3 separate regions of the Homo sapiens genome follow, and regions 2 and 3 are each linked to region 1. A link is an interaction called in ENCODE POLR2A ChIA-PET data of the cell type or tissue named here. Cell type or tissue: OCI-LY7. All regions are shown on one strand. Region 1 overlaps TFDP2 (transcription factor Dp-2). Region 2 overlaps TFDP2 (transcription factor Dp-2). Region 3 overlaps TFDP2 (transcription factor Dp-2).

Region 1 (8,000 bases):
ATGGGCTTAATATTTGGGCAGATTGCCAATAAATGTCACAAACTCCAGTCCAAATAAATCAGTTTATAAACCTAGGAGAATGTCCAGCTACCTTTGGTGTTTTCCAGATAATCAGTAGTTGTAATTAATGATGTTTAAATGGATTTTCTACATAAGATTAAGGAGAAATTGTTTGACACAACCTATATAATCTGCATTTTTATCATCTGAGTGGGAAGTCTTATTACTTTCCCCACACTGTGTCATACACTTGCAGAAGAACATAAAAGGTAGTGATTATGCTACGTGCCAAGAAAGACATCAGAGCAGATTGAAGGGGTGTAGTATGAGTAAAGAATTTGAGACCAGAGAAAAGGCTCTGGAAAGGAAGGCAAGCATGGAGAAGGAAACTTGAAGGAATAGATTGGCTGAAGGTCAGATCTGTGGAGTAGACAGTAGGTAACAGGTCAATTTGTTGCCCAGCTCAGTGCCTGATACATAATAGGTGCTCAGTATTTATTGAAGGAAGGAATGGGAAAAGGAAAATTCATTCTGCAAGAACAGTAGAATCCTACTTTGGCCCCACCTTATTTTATTTGTCACTTGACCTCAGTTATCACATCTTTCTGACCTTGGGTTGCTGTTAGGTTTATTGTTAAAACATACACTAAATAGTTTATATTTTAACTTGTAATTGTTGTCTAGCTCTGGACAATTGGAGGGCCGGGGGGGTGCTCTCCTATTTAGAGAACACGGGAATACGCCGGGCGCGGTGGCTCACGCCTGTAATCCCAGCACTTTGGGAGGCCGAGGCGGGCGGATCACGAGGTCAGGAGATCGAGACCATCCCGGCTAAAACGGTGAAACCCTGTCTCTACTAAAAATACAAAAAATTAGCCGGGCGTAGTGGCGGGCGCCTGTAGTCCCAGCTACTTGGGAGGCTGAGGCAGGAGAATGGCGTGAACCCGGGAGGCGGAGCTTGCAGTGAGCCGAGATCGCGCCACTGCACTCCAGCCTGGGCGACAGAGCGAGACTCCGTCTCAAAAAAAAAAAAAAAAAAAGAGAACACGGGAATATACTTGAGTACTTGGATGTTTAATTTCCTTTTGTTTTAAGACTATAACAGAGTAGGTGTGACCATATCTAGCCCCTGAATATTCTGGCCTTGGGTGACACAGGTGAGCACTTCTAGCTGATCTGACAGGTTAAAGGTGTACACTTATTTTCTCTGTAAGAAGCGTCATCTGGTAAGATGATCAAGAATGGTGCAAAGCAGGATGGGGAGTTTAAAATTGTTTCCAAATGTGGGAATGTAAATGAATATAAACATGTAAGATTTTAATATACCAAACTGATCAGATTCTGTGTAATTTCCAAGTTTCTTTTTTCTTTCAAAACTCCTCTGAAATCTGACTGTCCACAAAAACTTACTTTATAGAATTTTATGTGATTTATTTACTCAGATATTATACTGACCTCACATCCAGTAGTGAAAACAGATTTTATTGTAGAATCTGGAAAGATAGAGGGCCATATAGGTTGTATTTTCAGTTTTGTTTATACTAACACGTGTTTACAACCCAGTTTAATTTACACCCTGTATTGTATTATTGTTGTCATATCTCTGTATGCATGTAAGTATAATATGTGTTGGCAAAGGAAAATTTTGAGTAAGAAGAAGCTCTCTGATCTATTTGATTCAATATGTATTTGAGTGTCTAACAGACACTGTTTTAGACACTGGTGATACAACACTGAACGGAGCACCAAATACTTTACAGCGTCTCCTGGAGCTGTTGTCAAGACATACTTTCCAAGGGGAATATTTCAGAATAGGTGATAACTAGTCAACGAAGGAAAAGTACCTTAGTCATCTAGGAGAGTTGTACTTAGAGTGAACTGAAATAAACTAAGCTCACGAAAGACAGAGATTTTTTGTTTGGCTTTTGTCTGTTGCATTCACTACTGTATCTCCAGGGCCCAAAATAGTGCTCGGCTCATAATAAGTATTCAGCAAATATATGTTGTTGATTGGAGTGTTTGTTTTGAATTTCTGTAATCAAACACATACCTTGGTAAATTATCTTTACATCTTGCTAGTTGAAAATTTTATCTCAGTTGCTTTGTTTTTAATGTTACCTTGCTTTTTGTTTCTACTTGTGCCATACATCAGGATGCTGGAAAAGCTTATTAATATTGACAGTCATATGGTTATCTGATATTGAAAAGAATAGATTTGGAAAGGAACCTAAGAGGTCATCTTTTGTTCAGCTTCCTGCCTAGGAAAACTAAGTAAGATGATTAGGTATGTATATTTAATTAGTCATTTAAAAAAAAACCAGGACAACATAATTGAGTTCCCTCTTGAGAAAATGGAGAAAGGTACTTAACCCTAGCTATAAAGGGACTAACCTGGAAATTTTAGAACTTCTGTGTGGGAAAGTGGAAAAAAAAAAAAAGCACAACTAAGCTGCTCTTTGTTGATATCAGAAATGGGCCTGTCATTCATTTTGGCATTGAAGCATAGCCTCCTATCTCGGGGCAGGACTGGGACATTTTTTTCCTCCCACAAGAGCTGGACAGTTATTACAGGTTCAAAAAGCCCCGACCAGTTTTTCAAGAGTTTCTCCTCCTCTTTTCCCCCTGAAACTCGTGGTGCTTTTGCTCTGCTTTCAAGATGCATTAAGTCTCCTGCTTTGTGACTGCTTTGGAGCCAGCAGATACTCTGATATGTATAATTCAAATTATGCAGGTTTCACGAGTAAGTTTAATCTTATTTTTTAAGTTAGTTAAAAGGCAAGTGATATTTAGAAAAATGTTAACTTGTAGTTATTTCACCCTTTTTACTTTAAGCATTTTTATTGCTTCTCGGCCTTTTGGCTAAGATCAAGTGTGTACTTTAAGCATTTTTTAAAATAAAAATATCCTTTTAATTTAATAAGAAAACAAGGTTCTACATAGAAAAGCCCCTTCATCTAAGACCTGCACTTTTCAATTTCTTTTGAGATGTCTTTGTTGTAAACAGTATTCATATGTCTTTTGAAAGCCAGTTAACTAAACAGTTTTCTTGAGCATCTTTTTAGTTTTACTGAGAAGTATTTTAAATTGAGCTTTTCTGAGCTCGATTGCTTACGTCTGACACAGTCTCAAGTTTCCACTGAATGGTAACAAAGACTGTAGAATGTTGTTGGTACTGCAGTGAGAGGCATGCTTCCTTAGACCAGGTAAGAGAGATCAGTTTGTTTCTCACTGCTGGGTGAGTTTTTACAGCTCTTATTTTATATTCTTTAAGCAGCAGCAATATTAAATTGATAAATAGCCAGGAGCACGCTGATTTCAAGACGTCCTTGCTTGTTGCAGACAGAAAAACTACAGGGTTATGTATGGGGGTTGGGGTGGGGGGGGAGGGGAAGAATTAGTTTATTACTCAGTTACTTATATAAATTAATTAAAATGTGAAAATAATTCTGGAGCTCAGTTTTCTTAATTCAGGAACTAAAGCAGCAGTTGAGGAAATCAGTAATTTTAAAGGTACTTCATGGTTATTACTTGTGAAAGCAATTCAAAGGATAGTTTTTACTTTCATTTTTTTCCCCAGTAGTTAATAAAATAAGCTTTGCCCTTAACTAAACATTTTTTCCACTTACGAAAACTTTTAAATTGCCAACAGCAAAATATACTTCCCAAGGATCCTTGGAAATCAACCTGACACTTGAAAAATATTTCAGCTTTTATAGCTGTTTCATTCCTTTTTTTCCCTAGTACATTTTTCTTAAAAGTATTTGTGCTTTGAAAATGTCAGCTGTATTCTAATGAAGCTTAGGCATTGTTTGCTCATAAAGGGGCCGGTGCATTCCACTGCTTTATGGTTTATTATGAGGCACAGTGTGAGAGTGTGGGTGGCACCATTTGGTGTCTGCCTCTTGGGGTAGTGACTGCCATTATGTTAGCCTTGGACTGGCAAAGAAAATATAGCATACAAGATGCTATATGAATCTGGATACTGTGAAGAAAATCTTACCCCTAAACAATTCTTAATGACCCCGGAATATATGACAACTTGATTGAATTGATCATTTCAATTATACCCTTGAAGTTTGCATTTTAGTTACAACGTATATTCTATTAGACACGTCTTATTTTTTGATATATAATAGCATTTAGTCATTCTTTGAAGTTCAATAAGGAAGTGAATGTTTCTAAACTATGATGTTTTTAATAGATACAGTGAAATTTTAAATAATACATTTACTTAAAAAAGTTTTAAGGAACTTAGTGTGGGTGGGGAGCGGGAGTGGGAGAGGGAGAGGGAGAGGGAGAGGAGGTCAGGCAGAGAGTCTTTCTTCTTTCAGTTAGGAAAGCCCTGGTGAAGAAAAAAAGCAACAGATGTTTCTTCTGTTACAATTGAGGTTGTTTCATTCAAAACTCAGAGTAGCTGGAATGGAGAGAGGAGGTCATAAATCTGATTTAATCAGTGAATAAATAAAATTTAGTCATTTAAAATTTATTATTTTATATTCAGGAATTGAAAGTCATAGAGTAACAAAATGAGTAACATACCCAATATTTAAAAAAAAACTTTAAATATTGCCTGTAGCCTGTATAATTAATGAAAATGTGAGAAAATTAATTCTGTTGAACTTCACTTAAGGAAAAAATTGATAATTAAATCATATAGACCATTTTTTTAAAGCCTAAGCCATCTAAAATATAGAGGAAACAGTTGCAAAAGTTTATCACTAGACAGTAGGTACAAAATCTCAAAATGAAAATAAAATGAGAAACATCAGTTACATATGTTGATAGATGATTTCATCTTCTGTGAGAAGCTGAGGCTTATTCCTAAGACCTTTGCATAAGAAATATGGGAGTAATATTTTGGGTTTAATTGAAATGATATGTTGCAGTTTGCCTCTAAAAAGAAAGATAATAAGCTTGGATTGGTTGCTAATGGAAAGAGGAGAATGTTTATCTGCTGAAAAGAGTAGGAATGAAGAGTGTGGAAGCATTATGCGTGTAATGAAAGCAGTCAAAATTTTGAAAAACAGTTTTTGAATTTTTGGAATTCATAATGAGGAAAGTGAAAACCTTTCCTTTTACAAGTAACACAAAGAAGTCCTATGCTGTTGTATAATGTGCGTGTATACACATTACAACTTTATTCATTTCTTAAGTTTGCTCTTGAAAAATCAGTGCTGAGCACCAGCTCTTTCACATATGAGGCACTTATTCAATATTTGCCATACCCTACACTGGAAAATTCGTAGTAATTTACAGTAGCCAATAAAGTTTTTGAGCTATAGTTTAAAATTTGCATATGGATTAATTATTATACAGTTTTCTAAATAATTGGCCTAAGGAGAGAGAAGGCTGGAAAAGATATCAACATTCAAGCAGATTATTAAAAATTCCTCTTGCTGTTAGCTAAGATCTGTGGGCTTACCTGAAGTTATTTTTTTGTTGTTTTTTTTTGTTGTTTTTTTGTTTTTTTGAGACGGAATCTCGCTGCAAGCTCTGCGTCCCAGGTTCACACCATTCACCTGCCTCAGCCTCCCCAGTAGCTGGGACTACAGGCGTCCACCACCACGCTCAGCTAATTTTTTGTATTTTTAGTAGAGATGGGGTTTCATCATGTTAGCCAGGATGGTCTCAATCTCCTGACCTCGTGATCTGCCCACCTCGGCCTGATGGTCTCGATCTCCCGACCTTGAGATCCGCCTACCTCGGCCTCCCAGAGTGCTGGGATTATGGGCGTGAGCCACTGCGCCGGCCAGAAGATTTTCTTTTCTTCAAATAATGATGACCAAATTTAGAGATTTTGAAGTTTGTTTGTTTTTTGAGATGGAGTTTCGCTCTTGTTGCCCAGGCTGGAGTGCAATGGTGTGATCTCGGCTCACTGCAACCTCTGCCTCCTGGGTTCAAGCGATTCTCCTTCCTCAGCCCCCCAAGTAGCTGGGATTACAGGCATGCGCCCACACGCCTGGCCTTTGAAGTTTATTGAATCATTATTTCAATTAAGATTCAGATTCTAAAACTTATCTATGTACATTTTGCTTATCTTAAGGAATAGCAACATGTAATGGTTGAGGTTTTTTCTCTCTAAAATAAGTAAAACAATTTACATGGACTTTAAAATGGATTTACAAACTATAGATTTGCCTAAAGAACTTTTTTTACAATTCTGATCAAAGAACAGAAATTTTGATGGAATAGACAGGCTTAAAAAAAAGTTGGTCACTCCACATGTAATACATAACTGTGACAGCATCATAGATTGTGATTATAAAAAATGTGTATCACTTACAATTATAAATGTAGACATGACAATAAGTTACTTAACAAGGAAAACAGTATCAGCAACAGCAACAAGGACATAGTTTGGACTCCTAGCCCTTCAAATTGAGAAATGAAGACCAAAATCAGTTGAATTATTTTAAGATGAATTCCCACTGCCTCTGTATGTGTAAATTATCTTGGAATTATTGAATGTGTGGTCAAATTATGGTTGAGAAGAGCACATTAGTTTTAGCATATATGGAGTATAGAACATAGAGAGTATAATTTTCTATATTATATTGTTGATTTATACTCTATGAGAAACCAAACCATTCAAGTTTGTTACCTGGAAATTGGTTGGGAGTGTCTGAAGGAAAAAACAAACAAAAACTTTCCTAATTCATCTGCCATTTAGAGGTAATTCCTTAATTGTCTTTAATTTCTAGTAAATACTTCCAGTCATAATCAATTTAAATATTAAATTAAATCTTTTTTTTTTTTTCTTTGAGACAGAGTCTCGCTGTTGTCGCCTGGGCTGGAGTGCAGTGGCACAATCTCAGCTCACTGTAACCTGTGCTTCCCGGGTTCAAGCAATTCTCCTGCCTCAGCCTCCCGAGTAGCTGAGATTACAGGCGCCCGCCACCAAACCCGGCTAATTTTTGTATTTTTAGTAGAAACGGGATTTCACCATGTTGGCCAGGCTGGTCTCGAACTCCTGACCTCAGGTGATCCTCTGGCCTCGACCTCCCAAAGTGCTGGGATTACAGGCATGAGCCATTGCACCCGGTCTTAAATTAAATATTTAAAATGTATACTGAAAGAAGACTTCAGGAGTACCTGAAGTTCTTGCTTTATGTATGAACTCTTTATCACAAAACTGAGGTCTTAGAGGAACCTGAGCCTTACCTATTTATTGTAACCCGATTCAGAATACCCAGAGAGGTCAATGATTTAGCCTTTTTTTTCTGCCTTATATATACATATGCAACTAGAAATAACAGCCACCTTGAAATTTCTCATCTCTGGAGTGGAGTAAGAGGGGAGATGTGCCTGATGCCTATATTTCTCTGAAGAGAAAACCTTTTACATTGTTGAGGAGCAGGTAGACCAGTATGAGTATGGTGCTTTGAGTATATTATGAATTAACTATGTTTTGTGAACTGATCCAGGAACCTGTCATGTAATTATGTTGTTTCTTTCTACCAAGTTTCAAGAAACCAATTTTCAAATGAATTTTTACATGGTAACTCTAAAGCTGGAGACTATCAACCGGGGACTTTGGTTTTGGCACTTTGCTCACTTGTAGTGAAAATTTGGCAACTCTTGGCAATTTCTCTGACAGAAAAATGAACAGACCACTAAGTGAGCACTTACTGTGTGCCAGGTAGACACAGTAGAACTTATTTATAAAAGTTCTCAAAAATCTTTTAATGGGCTGGGCATGGTGGCACATGCCTGTAATCCCAGCACCTGGAGAGGTAGGCAGATCACTTTAACTCAGGAGTTCAAGACCAGCCTGGGCACATGGCAAAATCCTGTCTCTACAAAAAATACAAAAATTAACTGGGCATGGTGGCACGCACCTGTGGTCCCAGCTACTCGGGAGAATGAGGTGGGAGGATCCCTTGAGCCCAGGTCAGGGCTGCAGTGAGTGGAGATCATGCCACTGCACTCCGGCCTAGGCAACAGAGCAAGACCCTGTCTCAAAAAAAATTTAAAAATCTTTAATGGATAAATTTTTAATA
Region 2 (8,000 bases), 68 kb before region 1:
CATGTTGGTCAGGCTGGTCTCAAACTCCCGACCTCAGGTAATCTGCCTGCCTCAGCCTCCCAAAGTGCTGGGATTATAAGTGTGAGCCACCGCGCCTGGCCCGGGTCATTTCATATTAAAATCATTGTAAAGCAATGGGACTACATGTGATCATATAGTGAGTGCATGGATAGCAAATATATAAGGACCAAGGTCTGAGCACAGGGATTCTCCAACAAAAAGGTGGAAAGCAAGAGAAGCCATAAAGGACACTCAAAGAATGGGCAAAGACAGGAAGAAAAGAGTTATCCTGATGATCTGGAGGCCCAGGTGAAGAAAGTGTTTCAAGGGGAAGTGATCAATTGTGTCACATGTTACTGAGAAGTGACTCACAAACACAGAAGAGATTGTAGATAGGGAAGAGATTGCCCTCTTACAGAGGCATTACTAACCATGTATTCAAATATGTACATTTTAAATTTTCTCATTTTACATGTCTCTGATGACAACAGTTTTTTTGTGAAGAGTTACTTTTGTCTTATCCATGCTTTATTAGGTCTCTTATAGTTGCAAATGATCGAAACCCTATCAAAACAGCTTAACACAAAAAGTGGAATGTATTGACTTATATAATTGAAAAGTCTAGAGGCTGCTTCAAACACATCTAGATTCCAGGGATCAAACGATGATGTCAGGGGTCTGTCTTCTTCCATCTTTAGGCCTTCTGTATGGTGGCATAATGGCTTGCATTGGCCTCATAATACTTGTCTCAGAAGGAGAGAGAGAACTTTTGTGTTTTAAAGAGATGGAGTCTGGCTATGTTGCCCAGGCTGGTCTCAAACCCCTGACTTCAAGGGATCTGCCTGACTTGGCCTCCCATAGTGCTAGGATTACAGGTGTGAGCCACTGCACCTGGCCCCTTTTTAGTATTTATGTTTCAAAATCTACGGAGAAGTTTGAGTTGACCTTGCTTAAACTCCGTGGAGATGGAAGTGGGATACGGTAAGTGGCCAGGCTTTGAGTCATGAGCCCACTTTGAGCCTCTAAGATTAATTGTCTTACTAGAACTACATGAGATGTAGGATTGATCACTTTGCAAAAGGAAGAGGTGAGGAGCTGGCAACATATTTATTGTATCTGGGGTGAAATTGCTATCAAATAGTATCTAGTATCCAGTAATATTTTTCTAGACCAAAAATGCAGTTGTGTTCTAATTTAAGCAATAATACAGTAAATAATTTGAAATATAATTTTTGAGGGTTTTTTTTTTTTGCCTTGTCAATGAATCTTTAAGAAAAACATGTAGGCTGTAATACTCATTATGGAAAAATTAGAAAATACAGATAAAGAAAAGAAAAAATAGCCTAGAGACTGTCAGCAAAATTTTGCTTAGGAAGATATCTGATTTGTATACAAATTTGTATATGTAGCAATCAAAATGTATAGACATTGGCCCAGCGCGATGGCTCACGCCTGTAATCCGAGCACTTTGGGAGGCCAAGGCAGGCGATACTTGAGGTCAGGAGTTCGAGACCAGCCTGGCCAACATGGTAAAACCCCATCTCTACTAAAAATACAAAAATTAGCTGGGTGTGGTGGCAGTGTGCCTGTAATCCCAGCTACTTGGGCCAGAGGGGCTGAGGCAAGATAATCACTTGAACCTGGGAGGCAGAGGTTGCAGTGAGCCGAGATCGTGCCACTACACTCTAGCCTGGGCAATAGGGACTATAAATTGCTGGGTTTATGGACATGAGCCACCGTGCCTGGCTACTATTTAATTTCTGTGATGAATGCATTTTCTTATCTTGATATCTCTGGAACATCATTTTAAGTGTCTATTTTAGTTTAGTTTAGTTTGGGACAGGGTCTTGCTCTGTTGCCCCGGCTGGAGTGCAGTGGCATGATCATGGCTCACTGCAGCCTCCACCTCCTGGGCTCAAGCGATGCTCCCACCTCAGCCTCTCCAGTAGCGGAACTACAGGCACCTTGCCCACTTAATTTCTTCTTTTCTTTGTAGGGACAGGATCTCACTATGTTCCTTAAGGCTGGTCTCAAACTCTTGGGCTCAAGCAATCTTCCTGCCTTAGCCTCCCTAGGTGCTCCTATTACAGGCATGAGCCATGGTGCCTGGCCTAAGTGGCTATTTTATGTTATTTATTGTATGGATATTACACCAGTTTCCTAATATTGACCATTAAGTTACTTCTGCTTTTTTCCTTTTTGGAACATTTTGTCTGTTTTTGCTCACTCATCATATTATCTCCAGAAGAAAAATTCTATGAAATTACTGAGCCAAAGTGTGTATAATTTTTTAGAGCTTTTGATTCATATTGCTAAGATTGCACAGATTTATATATATACTTGTGGTATATGAAAGTGACATTTCTTTTTATATGTTTATAAATCTTTGCCAATTTAATCAGCAAAAAATGGTGTGCAATTTATTACATTTCTCTGATTACTAGTTAAGTAAACTAACATTCTGTATGTTTATTGGTCATTTGCATTTCTCTTTTGCATATGGTCTGTGTCAGGGTTGAAGTGTTGGAAGCCATTGCCATTTGGATGACAACCCACACTTAAATATTGCTTTGGCATATTAATAGATATATTTTTGCCAAATTAACAGATAAATTTACATAATCATTTGACTCGATCCTATGAGCTCTTTAGTTTGTCTTGCACATACGTTCTATCATTCCCATTTTGTAGTGACCGTTCCACGATCACCTTGCCTGTGAAAGGTAGAGCTTAACTGAGCACAGATGATCTTACTCTGAACATTTCAGTAATGTTATGTCAGTCAGAAATGTTGAATATCAATGAAATTACAATATTATTAGTCAATATGATCTGATTCTTAAAAATTGAACTTAAATACTTTGAATTCAGTAAACGCATAGTGACTGGTTATATAGTACACAACACAGCATTGGAATACCCACTATAGTAACCATTTTATATATATGTATCTTATAACATCATGTTTTATACCTTAAATACAGACAATACAATTTATTTTTAAAAATTGAGAAAAAAGAGAGGAATACTCAGCATATTTTCCTCAGGACATGATTAGGCAAAGAATTTAACATGAAATATGAGTTCACTTTTTTCTCTTGTTCATTGAAAGATAAGTCCTTTTTAAATAGGTAGAATAAGGGAAGAATGGCTAATATTTTAGGATGCTTTCGCTAGCCAACTTTTTCTACTCTCAAATAATACAGTTTTTTTGAATCTTTACAAAATGTTTATGATAGTAGAAATTAATACATATTTTGAAGTTTTAATTAAATATATTTTGGTTTTATATATAAGCTTTAAATACAAACACCTCCCCTCCATCTATGAGACTAAGATTAGCATGCAGTATGGACTCACAATTGACTTTTATCTTTTTGGAGTACAATTTGTTGGTTCTTAAGATGCAGGTGTACAGCTGCTTAAAAAGTTTCCACATTCGTTGGCTGTTTTACTCTGCAGAAGTTGGATATTAAGAGCAGGTGTTTAAGCATAACGGTAACCCAGTAACTGAACTCTCTATTATGAATATGTGGTTTTAGTTGAGGTTTTTGAGGTTTAGTTGAGGTTGTATAATAACAAAAAGGTATAAACTGATCCTTTTGAAGTTATTATAATACATGTATTTAAATGGTTATATTGTATCAAGCATGGAATTTATTAAAGGCTGTCTTTGCCTTCTTTGCTTTCTTTTTAAAGTAGAACACCAACAAGTTTTGCCTCTGTCATCTTCCTATAGCAGAAGAGTTTAAAAAGGAGGGGGGAGTTATTAGTAATGGCACAATAAACTCTTCAACAAATCAACAAGTTGGATATTTAACATTATTTGTGAGCAACTGAAGAGCCATAACATATAGTTATTTGTTGCAAATTTTGTTGGAAAGTATTGTCTTTATTTCTAACTGAAAAGTGATAAGAAGCTGGACAAAGTTAAGTATCTGCACTATTATCTACATAGAATTAAGAGGCCATTTTCTAGATGACTTAGTCTCAGCTACTGTCATAAAAATTTGATGATGATAGATTCTAGAGATTTGCATCAAAATCACTTGTTAGGATATGAAAAATATGTAAAAATATTACTGCTAACATACTTCTTGACAGAAAGAAACAGCTATTAGTAGAGCATTTGAATTCTTAGTAGAGCATTGAATTATCAAATAATGAAATAATTAGCTCTTACATTGATATTATAAACTATCAAATAATTGCTTATGAAAAATATAAATACAGCCAGGCGTGGTGGCTCACGCCTGTAATCCCAGTACTTTGGGAGGCCAAGACGGGTGGATCACTTGAGGACAGGAGTTTGAGACCAGCCTGACCAACATGGTGAAACCCTGTCTCTACTGAAAATACATAATTAGCTGGGCGTGGTGGTGGACGCCTGTAATCCCAGCTACTTGGGAGGTTGAGGCAGGAGAATTGCTTGAACCCGGGACGCAGAGGTTACAGTAAGCCGAGATTGTGCCACTGCACTCCAGCCTGAGCAACAAAAACGAAACTCCATCTGAAAAAAAAAAGAAGAAGAAAAATATAAGTAGTCAGTGTTTAGAACAATAAGTGGATAGTTATAAAGTTATAAAGCTTTGTGTGCTTTAAAATCTTTTCAGATTGCTGGAGATCTGATGTGCTGCACAGTGATGATAATTAATAGTACTGTATTGTGTGCTTGTAATTTGCTAAAAGGATAGATCTTAAATTGAATCTTCGCAACACACATATACACAATAATAGCTATATAGAGGTAATGGATATGTCAGCTTGACTGTGGTGATCATTTTACAATGTATACATATATCAAAACATCAAGATGTACACCTTAAGTGTATGCCATTTTTATATATCAATGATATCTCAGTAAAGGGGTTAAAAAATCCTTTCCATGTGGTAGTGTCTTGAAAGTATAGTTTGAGGGCTGGGCGTGGTGACTGATGCCTGTAATCCCAGCACTTTGGGAAGCTACGGTGGGCAGATCACTTGAGGTCAGGAGTTCGAGACCAGCCTGGCCAACATGGTGAAACCCCTTCTCTACTAAAAATACAAAAATTAGCTGGGCGTGGTGGCAGGTGCCTGTAATCCCAGCTACCTGGGAGGCTGAGGCAGGAGAATCACTTGAACCCGGGAGGCGGAGGTTGCAGTGAGCCAAGATGGTGCCATTGCACTCCAGCCTGGGCCACAAGAGTGAAACGCCATCTCAAAAAAAAAAAAAAAAGTACAGTTTGAGGTATCATACCACAAACTTGTGATGTTACAAGTTAGTGTAATGTAACAAAATTGTAATGTTTCAAGGTTACAAATCTTCAATGCTTACAAAAAGTATTTGATAGTAATAATAGAGCCAATTTTTGGATGTTTGCGTTCTGCCAAGTTTTCAAAAATTGAGGGTTTTTTTTCCTCCAGGCTTTGTAATATATTTCTGATATTCTGTTTGATGATATTCCTGTATTCAGCTCTGTGATGCCAAGTAGTGTAGTGGATATTACCTTAAATGAAATAAATTATCTAAAAGTGAATTCATAAATACTTGCTGTGGGTAGTCCCTCAAGTATAATACTGACAGTAACGTATGCTGACATGGATTGAGCAGTATGTGCCAAATCCTGTGCTATATGCTTTACATGAATTATCTCATTTAGTCTTTATAACAACCTGAATTGCTAAGTACTGGTATCACCCTCCAATTTACAGATGAGGAAATGCATGACTTGACCAAGGCCAAACCCCTAGTAGGCTTGATGGTCCAGAATATGAATCCAAGCAGTTGGACTTAAGGCCAATGTATTTTACTTCTGCATTGTGGTATTAATGGTCTTTATTTGATTCCTCACATGTCATAGTATTGAAAGCATTTTAGATAGTGATTAAGAATAGTACAAATTAAGGGCAACAGTGGGGATGGAATTTTGAAATATCTATTGGCAACTTCATGGCTGCCACATTACTTACTTGCTTTCAAAGAACTGTCAGTAAAATCTGTAAAATCTCAGTTCTGCTCATAAGTAATAGTATTTCATTAATTTTTATCTTAAGCTGGACAATTCATATTCCCCTCACCTTTTTTTTTTTTGAGACAGGGTCTCACTCTGTCATCCAGGCTGGAGTGCAGTGGCATGATCTCAGCTCACTGCAACACCTCTGCCTCCCAGGCTCAAGCAATCCTCCGACCTCAGCCTCCCAAGTAGTTGGGACTACAGGCAATATTCTTCCCCTTTTAAATAATATGTCAACATTTCATTTTAAAATAATACTCCTGTGGTTAATATAATTAATTCATTTGATGTGGCTATATATATTTGATATGGATGTCTGATGGAAGATATAAAATAGCTTGTTAAGTGAACACATACTACTTAATATTCTATTTTTAACTTTTTAAACGGTTTTATTCAGGTTGGTTTGACTTCCACAAATGCAGAAGTAAGAGGATTTATAGATCAGAATCTCAGTCCAACAAAAGGTAAGGATTATTGAATAAAATTTTTCTGAATTAAGTTAGTTTTATTGCATTTGTTTTGTAAAATATGCAGCTACATGAATTACTTTATGTATAATAATTTTATGATATTAGCACGTTGTTCCATGCCACATAACTTGTGCTGTATGAAAGTCATTTACCTCTGACAGACGGAGGATTTTTGTGTGTGATTTTTCTCTTTCCTAAGAGATCTCTAAGATCCCTTATCAATGATCTTATTACAATTGAAACTGTTCAGACCACTTTTTTCTTGATTTTCTTGTTTGACAATCCTACTTTCAAATGGTTTAAGTTGTAAGGAAGTACAGTAGAGAAAATACGTATATATGTGTTTTGTATATTTTATATACGTGTGTATGTGTGTATTTCTTTGACTAATATATGTCTTACTGGAAGAATGCTTATATCAGAAATCTGGCCCACTGGCTTGGTGCAGTGGCTCACACCTGTAATCCCAGCACTTTGGGAGGCCGAGGCAGAAGGATCACTTGAGCCCAGGAGTTTGAGACCAGCCTGGGTAACATAGTGAGACTCTGTCTTTACAAAAACTTAGCCGGGCATGGTGATGTGTACCTGTAGTCCCAGCTATTCAGGAGGCCAGTGTAGGAGGATTGCTTGAGCCTGGAAGGTTGAGGCTGCAGTGAGCCATAATCATGCCACTGTACTCCAGCCTGGGTGACAGAATGAGACCTTGTCTCAAAAGAAAAAAAAGTATTCTGACCCACCAGTACAAGAACTTACACAGGAACCAGCAGTATCTTTCAATATGTCTCTTTGAACAATATCTTGTGGTATATAGAGATACATGCTGAAATGTCTACGGATGAAATTATATGATGTCTGGAATTGGCTTCAAAATAATCCACTAGGAGAAGGAGGGTAAAGTGGGTGGTATTATAGATAAAACAATATTGTCTTAAGTTGATTATTTGTTTAAGTTAGGTAATATTTCTGTGGGGTTTCATTATTCCTTTCCTTTCTCTTTTGTGTGTATTTGAAATTTTTCATTATAAACTGTAGGAAAAAGATCTATTACAATACAAATAGCTATGAGAGAAACATCAGCTTCCTTAAAGGGTTTATGTCTAAGGTGGGAGACGTACTCTAGAGCAGAGGTCCCCAATTCCCAGGCTGTGAGCTCATGGCCTGTTAGGAACCAGGCTGCATAGCAGAAGGTGAGCGGCCAGCAAGTGAGCATTAGATTCTCATAGGAGGGCGAACCCTATTGTGAACTGCACATGGGAGGGATCTGGGTTGTGCAGTCCTTTAGAGAATTTAATGCCTGATTATCTGAGGTGGAACAGTTTCATCCTGAAACCATCCATCTCTCTCCACCCCCATCCATGGAAAAATTGTCTTCCACGAAACTGGTCCCTGGTACCAAAAAAGGTTGGGGACCACTGTTCTAGAGAGCAGGCTAGAGACATCTATATTCCAATATAAAAATGTCTAGCTTATTTTATTTATTTTTTTTTTGGTGGCAGAGTCTCACTCTGTTGCCCAGGCTGGAGTGCAGTGGCAT
Region 3 (8,000 bases), 91 kb before region 1:
CAAGGTTATGCTTCCTCCCAGAGGTGTCCCTGTGGCCAGTAACTGTGTGTTGCTTGGATATAAGATCCAACCTAACTTGTCTCTATTTGGGACAACTCCAAAGGGCTCTGGAGCTCCATGTTGTATCAGCTGAGGCCCCATTTGCAATATCATTGGTTCAATTTCTTCCCTAAGTCCAATCCTGCTGCCTTCACTTGTTATAGGTATATCTCCCCAGAGCACTTCCCAGGAAACTTTCTGCATGATAGTCTCCCTCTCAGAATCTGTTTTGGAGGAATGATTCTAACACAGTTGGTATTGGAAGTGATCCTAGGTAGCAGACTAAATTTTAGAGATAGGTTTCTAAATTTTAGAGATAGGGATTTTAGAGATAGGTTTCTTGCTGGCTGGTTGGCAGTGAGGACCCCGTCTCTGGTGGTAGGTAGAGTACAGATAGTGTAAGTTTGCACTGAATTTATCGTTATGTGGGACCCAAGTGAGCAGGTAAACTTTTGATGCACTGTTATTTAAACTGGTATCTGTAGACCTGGTTATAATGTTATGGATTTTCTTGAGTTTAAGATACTCTGGTCTGTATTATTCTATTATGCCTTTTATTTATTTCATTTAAATCAGTGAGTTTTTAGTTCTTTGGGATCAAGGATCCTTTATGCTGACTTCCTACCAAAGTAGGGTTTAAGAGAATCCTCATAGTGTGTGAAGATCTCCACTGTTTTCTCGTTAACCAGAGGGAAAGTTGGCATGGTTGAACTTGTTCTCTGAGGTCTTAATAGACAGGTGGCTGTAACTGATAGGTGTTTTCTTTCCCCTTCTTTAGATTGCCTAGGTCAGACTAGAACCTCAGAAATGTCTACAATGAAGTTTTTTTTTTTTTAACTTCGTATTTTTAGTAGAGACAGGGTTTCTCTGTGTTGGTCAGGCTGGTCTCGAACTCCTGACCTCAGGTGTTCCGTCCGCCTCAGCATCCCAGAAGTGCTGGGATTACAGGTGTGAGCCTTTTTTAAACTTCATATCCTAATCATATGCTACTCCTTGAAAGAGTCTTCTAAACTGTATAGTCAATCTGTATAGCCTATGGAAGCACAAGGGAGGACCTCTTCTTTGCTCACCTGCTTACAAAAGAATTAGAAGCCACTTTAGCTGGTTTAATACAATAGTTGGATTGACCGTAAAGTGCTTAGGTTTCTGTGTTAACTCTTCTAGTTTGATGGCATTTTCATCTCATAGTTCTTAATTCTGTAATTTTAACTAATTATCTCTATTACTAATTTAACTCGAGTTAGAACCTGATTCCCACCCTTTAGCTGAATTAGAAGCTGTTCCTTTGTGCTTCCATAGTGCCCCGAATATCTGTCTAGTGTCGTAGTATTTTAGCATGTTATACTGTATGCATTTGTCTTGCTCATTTGTTTGTGAACTTCTTGAAGGGTGGGACTCCGTTATGTCTCTTGGGTAGAGCACAATGCTGGGTACATGATGGGCATTGACTAAATGTTTGTTGAATAAATAAATAGCCTGACTCTCATTAGTCCCCATCACCCCTCAGTTGCTGGTTAAAACTTCTGACTTTTTAAAAATTCATTCAATGTGAGTCTTTCACAAATCTCCCTGGTGAATATCCATACCTTAAAGCTGGCACACACACGTCTAGTTCTTTTCTCTGTCATCATAAACTATTGCTGTCTCCTGCTTGCAGCTGCCTCTTTCATTGAGTTCCCAATATCTGCAGATGGCTCTGTCTGATGAGCTCATGGGAGAATTTAATTTTCCGTTCTACAATCCAAATAAATTAGTCTGCTATAACCCCAGAGCTGCTGGTAAAGCAGTCGTTGCAGCTTTAGAATTCTGATGCCAAAAAGGGGTTATATGCACAGTGAATGAATAGTGCCATGGGGTTATGAACAGTGGTTGTTCCCATCACTGCAGCTGCTTGGGTGAGGCATCAGAAACCCCTTCAAGTGTACTACTGCTACAGTTAGCTATAAAGGTTTTCCCAGCACCTTCAGCTGCCATGGTCTCCACCTCAGTTCTCTTTACATCTTATTAGTAAAATATCTTAGGAAAAAGCTATAAGCAAAGATACTGTGTAATAGCTATATGGAGAGTTTGACAAACATGCTGGATAGTTGCTTACAACATTTCAGTCACCTGATTCTATTACTAATAAAATATTTTTTACTGATGACTTGGCTGGTAAATGGCATGTTTATCTAATTTATGGGTTCATGCTTATTACTAATGATTGCATCCCTTGATGTGAATCTTTCAGTTTTTCTTGTTCATGTTAGAATAATTGCATTTATCTGTTAAGAAAACGTAACACTATATCATTGATATGTTTTCTTTCTTTTTTTCTTTTTTTTGAGACGTAGTCTGGCTCTGTCGCCCAGGTTGGAGTGCAGTGGCGCGATCTTGGCTCACTGCAAGCTCCACCTCTCGGGTTCACGCCATTCTTCTGCCTCAGCCTCTGGAGTAGCTGGGACTACAGGCGCCCACCACCAAGCCCAGCTAATTTTTTGTATTTTTAGTAGAGACAGGATTTCACCCTGTTGGCCAGGATGGTCTTGATCTCCTGACCTTGTGATCTGCCCGTCTCGGCCTCCCAAAGTGCTGAGATTACAGGCATGAGCCACCACGCCCAGCCTTCTTTTTTCTTTTCTTTTCTTTTTTTCTTTTCGATGGAGTCTTGCTCTGTCGCCCAGGCTGGAGTGCAATGGTGCAATCTCGGCTCACTGCAACCTCCGCCTGCCGGGTTCAAACAATTCTCCTGCCTCAGCCTCCCGAGTAGCTGGGACTACAGGCGCGCACCACCATGCCCAGCTAATTTTTTGTATTTTTAGTAGAGACAGGGTTTCACCATGCTGGCCAGGCTTGTCTTGAACTCCTGACCTCGTGATCCGCCTGCCTTGGCCTCCCAAAATGCTGGGATTACAGGCGTGAGCCGCTGCACCCGGTCTCTTTTTCTTGTTTTAGAGACAGGGTGTTGCTATATTGCCCAGGTTGGAGCACAGTGACTGTTCACAGGCAAAATCATTGTGTAGTACAGCCTCAAACTCCTGGGCTGTAATGATCCTCCCATCTCAGCCTCCCAAGTAGCTGGGACTACAGGTGTGTGCCACCACACCCAGCTACTTTAATATATTTTCTATGTTGATCAAATGGTAATTCTATATTTAATTTTTGTAGGAATTGCCATTCTATTTTCCACAGCAGTCAAACTGTTTTTTGATGGCCTTGAAACTCTAAGGACAGCTTGGCAGGATATAATATCTTTGGTTTACATTTTTTTCCCTTAAGTTTCTTGAAAGTGCTGTTCTACTGTTGTCTTGCTTTGTATGTTATTTTTGAGAAATACAATGTTAGTCTAATTCCTTTGCTTTTGTAAATAATTTATCTTTTTGCTCGGATACACTGAGAGTTTTTTCTTTAAATAATTTTATAAGGATATGTGTGAGAGTTGATCATTCTGAGTCAGTTTTCTCAAATATCTGGTAGGATCTTTCATTGTATAGATTCAAGTATTTTATTTCTGGAATGTTTTCTTGGAATGTACTTTTTTTTTTTGAAACAGTGTCTTGCTCTTTCACCCAGTCTGGAGTACAGTGGCGCAATCTTGGCTCACTGCAACCTCTACCTTCTGGGTTCAAGCTGTTCTCATGCCTCAGCCACCCAGGTAGCTGGGATTACAGGCGCCTGCCACTACACCCAGTTAGTTTTTTTGTATTTTTAGTGGAGATGGGTTTCACCATGTTGGTCAGCTGGTGTCAAACTCCTGGCCTCAAGTGATCCACCTGTCTCGACCTCCCAAAGTGTTGGGATTACAGGCGTGAGCCACTGCACCCAGCCAGAATGTACTTTTAATATTAGTTCTGTTCCATTGTTTTGATTTTTTTAATTAGGGACACCAGTAATACTAATGTTCAACCTCCTTTGCCTATCATTCATTTCAATCAATTTCTCTCTGTTTTTTTTAAAATTTTATTTTCTTCATTATTTTCTTGCTCTTTGTTCAGTGTCTTTTATTAAGTTTTCGTTCAGTCTGTTCTTTCTACATACCTTATAATTTAGTTTTTATTTTTGGTTCAATGCCAAAGTAAAGCAAAATAAAAAATAATTTAATAATTTAACTTTCATTTCTTATATGATGTTCCTTTTGTTTGTTTCTTTCTATTTCTTTAATCAGCTCTTACTCATTTCTTTCTGTTTTTGTCCATTTTGGTACTTAGTTTTTGTACTTCCGATTCAAGGTCTTCTTCATATCCTCAAATTCTTGTTTAAAATATTTAATCCAGTTCAGAGGATTGTGTTACAGTTGTTTTTCAACCTCACGGTTTGTTTTTATGGAGAAAATCATCAGCAGAAAAGCTTTTGTTTGTATTTTCTGACTTTGCAGTACATTTGTATGCATATGGTCTGCTTGTTTGTTTTTAATCATTTTGTGGACAGAGTTCCTAATTTGAGAGTGCTTCTTCTGCCAGTGTGCTCTCTTTTGTGAAGGTTCTTTTCTGAATTTGTAGTGATGATGGTAAGAAAAGGGGGAGAGGAAGAGTTGTTCCTTGATTCTATTAATATTTTGTTTCTGCAAGCTCTTTAATCCTCCCCCCAGCCCCTTGCCTTTTCTTCTTTTGAGACAAGGTCTCACTCTGTCACCCAGGCTGGAGTGCAGTGGTGCGATCTCACCTCACTGCAACCTCCGCCTCCCGGGTTCAAGGGATTCTTTTGCCTCAGCCTCCCGAGTAGCTGGGATTACAGGCGCATGCCACCACACCCGGCTAATTTCTGTATATTTTTGTAGAGACGGGGTTTCACCATGTTGGCCAGGCTGGTCTCGAACTCCTGACCTCAAGTGATCCACCTCCCTCAGCCTCCCAAAGTGCTGGGATTACAGGCGTGAGCCACTGTGCCTGGCCTAATTTCCTCCTCTTATCGCCTGTTTTTTTCATTCATTACCTTGTTTACAAGAGAAAGCGCTTCTTTATATATGTATACCTGGTTCTCCCCCAGAAGCACTGTTTCTAGGAGGCTGCTGCTTCTGGTCCAGAAGTTTCTAGACACAAGACACACTTCACCAGGTCTATTAGCTATCAAGTCCTAACCTCCTAACCTCTGTTTAGCATTTTTGTATTTATTGTTTAACTCTCTTTCTGGGGCTGGTTTTGTCTGTGCTTTTTGCAAATCCCCTTTGCCCCTCTGCTCTTTCTCACAGAGTCTTTTTCACCTCCCTTCACTCTCCCTATACATCCACAGGCTTGCAGAGGTAAGGAAGTGGGGTTTCTTTTGCTATTTGCTGCTTTTTTTTTTTTTCTGCTTGACTTATAGGTAATTTGAAGGTTGCTGTGTTTTCTGTCTCCTAGCAGTGCTAATGTTGATGGCCTAGATCCTTTGTGGGTTTTAAAAATTCTTGTGGTTTATTTTATGTTTGTTCAGGGAAGGTGAGGAGGAGAATTGGAGTCAGATTACCTCCATTGTTCTACAAACCTGGAAAGGTTCAAAAATCTTTTTCGGGCCGGGTGCAGTGGCTCATGCCTGTAATCCCAGCAATTTGGGAGGTGGAGGCGGGCAGATCACTTGAGGTCAGGAGTTCGAGACCAGCTTGGCTAACATGGTGCAACCTCGTCTCTACTAAAAATACCAAATTAGCCAGGGGTGGTGGTGCACACCTGTAATCCCAGCTACTTGGGAGGCTGAGGCAGGAGAATCGCTTGAGCTTGTGAGGCTAAGGTTGCAGTGAGCCAAGATCACACCATCGCACTCCAGCCTGGGCAACAGAACGAGACTCTGTCTCAAAAAAAAAATCCTTTTCCAGATGACTAATTTTACACCTGAAAAATCCAAGAGTCAACTGAACTTACAGTAAAATTACTTTAAGCAGTAAAAGAATTAAGTTGTGTAATGGAATATAAAATTAGTAAAAAGAAAAACGTAACTTATATGCATACAGCTAGGAAAATATAATGGAGAACCCCATAAGTTACAGGAACAACAGCAAAAAGGAAACAGAGAAAAAACTCAAAACCAAAAAATAAAATACCTAGGTGTAACTATAATAGTGTGCAAAACCCATTGTGTTACTTTCCTAGGACCACCATAACAAAATGCCACAAACTGGGTGGCTTAAAACAACAGAAACTTATTTCCTACAGTTCTGTATGCTGCAAGTCTGCAATCAATTTGTCAGCAGGGCCGTGCTCCCTGTAAAGCCTCTAGGAGAGGATCCTTTATTGCTTCTTCCAGTTTCTGGTAGCCCTGGGCATTCCTTGGCTGTGGCCACATAATTCCAATCTCTGCCTCTGTCTAGGAAACTGCCTTCTTCCCTCTGTCTGCATCTCTTGTTTCTTTTTTCCTCTTAAGAGAATACCAGTGGCTGGACTCTGGCTCACACCTGTGATCCCAGCACTTTGGAAGGCTGAGTTGGGAGGATCACTTGAGGACAGGAGTTCAAGACCAGCCTCGGCTACATAGTGAGACTCTATCTCTACCAAAAATTTTAAAAATTAGCCCAGTGTTAGGGTATATGCCTGTATACCCAGCTACTTGGGAGTTAAGGCGGGAGGATTGCTTGAGCCCAGGAGTTTGAAGTTGCAATGAGCTGTGATTGCACCACTGCATTCCAGCCTGGGTGACAGAGCAAGACCCTGTCTCAAGAAAAAAAAAAAAAAAGTTGCAAAATGAATACAGAGAAATCCCATTTACCCGTAGCCCAACTTCCCCCAAGTGGTAACATCTTATGTAATTGTAGTACATTGGCCAAATCAGGAAATTGACATTGGTACAATATAATTGACTGGACTACAGATCCTACTTGGATTTCACTAGTTTTTGCATGTGCCCATTTTTTGGTGTGTCTTTGTGTATAGTTCTGTGACATGTTATTAGATGTATAGATTCGTATAGCCACCACCACAATCAAGATACAAAACTGTTCTGTTACTGCAAGAAGGTAGCACTATTGTAACATTTAACAGCAATAGTAAATCTATCATTGTTAAATGAAAAAAACAACATCATAGTATGATACTATTGAACAAGACTAAAATTTAAAAAGACTAAAAACAACAAAAGTGTATTTCTCTACATGCAGGTACTTATATGAAAATGCATGGAATGGGCCGGGCGCGGTGGCTCACGCCTGTAATCCCAGTACTTTGGGAGGCCGAGGCCGGCGGATCACGAGGTCAGGAGATCGAGACCATCCTGGCTAACACGGTGAAACCCCGTCTCTACTAAAAATACAAAAAATTAGCCAGGTGCAGTCGTGGGCGCCTGTAGTCCCAGCTACTCAGGAGGCTGAGGCAGGAGAATGGCGTGAATCCGGGAGGTGGAGCTTGCAGTGAGCCGAGATCGCGCCACTGCACTCCAGCCTGAGCGAGAGAGCGGGACTCTGTCTCAGAAAAAAAAAAAAAAAAAAAGAAAATGCGTGGAATGAGCTCTGTGCAAGGATATTTACCAAACTGATAACAATGAAGTTTAGAAATGATATTTGAGGTGTTCAGATGCGGAGATTTTCTTTATCTGTATGGACTTTTTAATAACCAGAATGTTTTCATGTATCTATAATTTAAATGTTTTTAAAAGAATATATATAAGAACACAAATATAAATGTCAGTGAATTCTGTTAATGGTATTCATCTGCTAGTTAGAATTGTAGTGGAAGTGGAGGGGCAGGAATTAAGGAAGACTTGCTTTGTATTGTATTTTCTTCTGCACTGTTGAGTTTTTTTTTCTTATGAGCATATATAATTTTTTTATTGAAAGAATTTTTTTATGGAAGGCTTTATAGGACATCTTGAAAACTGGCAGTAACAGAATAATGTATATGACTTGCTTATGTACATTTTCCTATATATACCTTTACATTTAAATATACATCTATGCATATACATGTACCTGAAAGTGTCTGTACAAATATCATTAGGTTCTTATCTTTCAATAGTAAGATTTAGAGTAATTTTTATTTTCTTCTTTGTGCTCTTCTATAGCTTTGGATTATTTTGTAGTG

Evidence for each region. Peaks named below come from ENCODE experiments on the same cell type or tissue, not always from the same donor. Only the 100,000 strongest peaks of a DNase experiment are listed, where the experiment ranks them.
Region 2: POLR2A ChIA-PET joins it to region 1 with 10 read pairs; 3 of 35 experiments call an interaction of 5 or more read pairs at or near these places.
Region 3: POLR2A ChIA-PET joins it to region 1 with 12 read pairs; 2 of 35 experiments call an interaction of 5 or more read pairs at or near these places.

Annotation. Positions count from the first base shown.
Region 1 is chr3:142,023,782-142,031,781 of GRCh38, reverse strand. All of the region lies in intron 3 of TFDP2 (transcription factor Dp-2), which reads left to right. Among named protein-coding and RNA genes, the nearest start is that of TFDP2, 120 kb to the left of the region's middle. RefSeq lists enhancers at 2,449-2,498, 2,905-3,406 and a silencer at 3,793-3,842. In OCI-LY7, no CTCF peak of the experiment used is centred here; DNase peaks (open chromatin) are centred at 2,541, 3,121, 3,871 and 4,351; H3K4me3 peaks cover 5,104 bases; H3K27ac peaks cover 5,923 bases.
Region 2 is chr3:142,091,521-142,099,520 of GRCh38, reverse strand. It overlaps TFDP2 (transcription factor Dp-2), which reads left to right. Exons shown (of 13, transcript NM_001178139.2): 3 at 6,394-6,460. Among named protein-coding and RNA genes, the nearest start is that of TFDP2, 54 kb to the left of the region's middle. In OCI-LY7, no CTCF peak of the experiment used is centred here; DNase peaks (open chromatin) are centred at 360 and 3,480; H3K4me3 peaks cover 2,442 bases; H3K27ac peaks cover 7,975 bases.
Region 3 is chr3:142,114,725-142,122,724 of GRCh38, reverse strand. The region is part of intron 1 of TFDP2 (transcription factor Dp-2); the gene reads left to right. Among named protein-coding and RNA genes, the nearest start is that of TFDP2, 31 kb to the left of the region's middle. In OCI-LY7, no CTCF peak of the experiment used is centred here; no DNase peak of the experiment used is centred here; H3K27ac peaks cover 888 bases.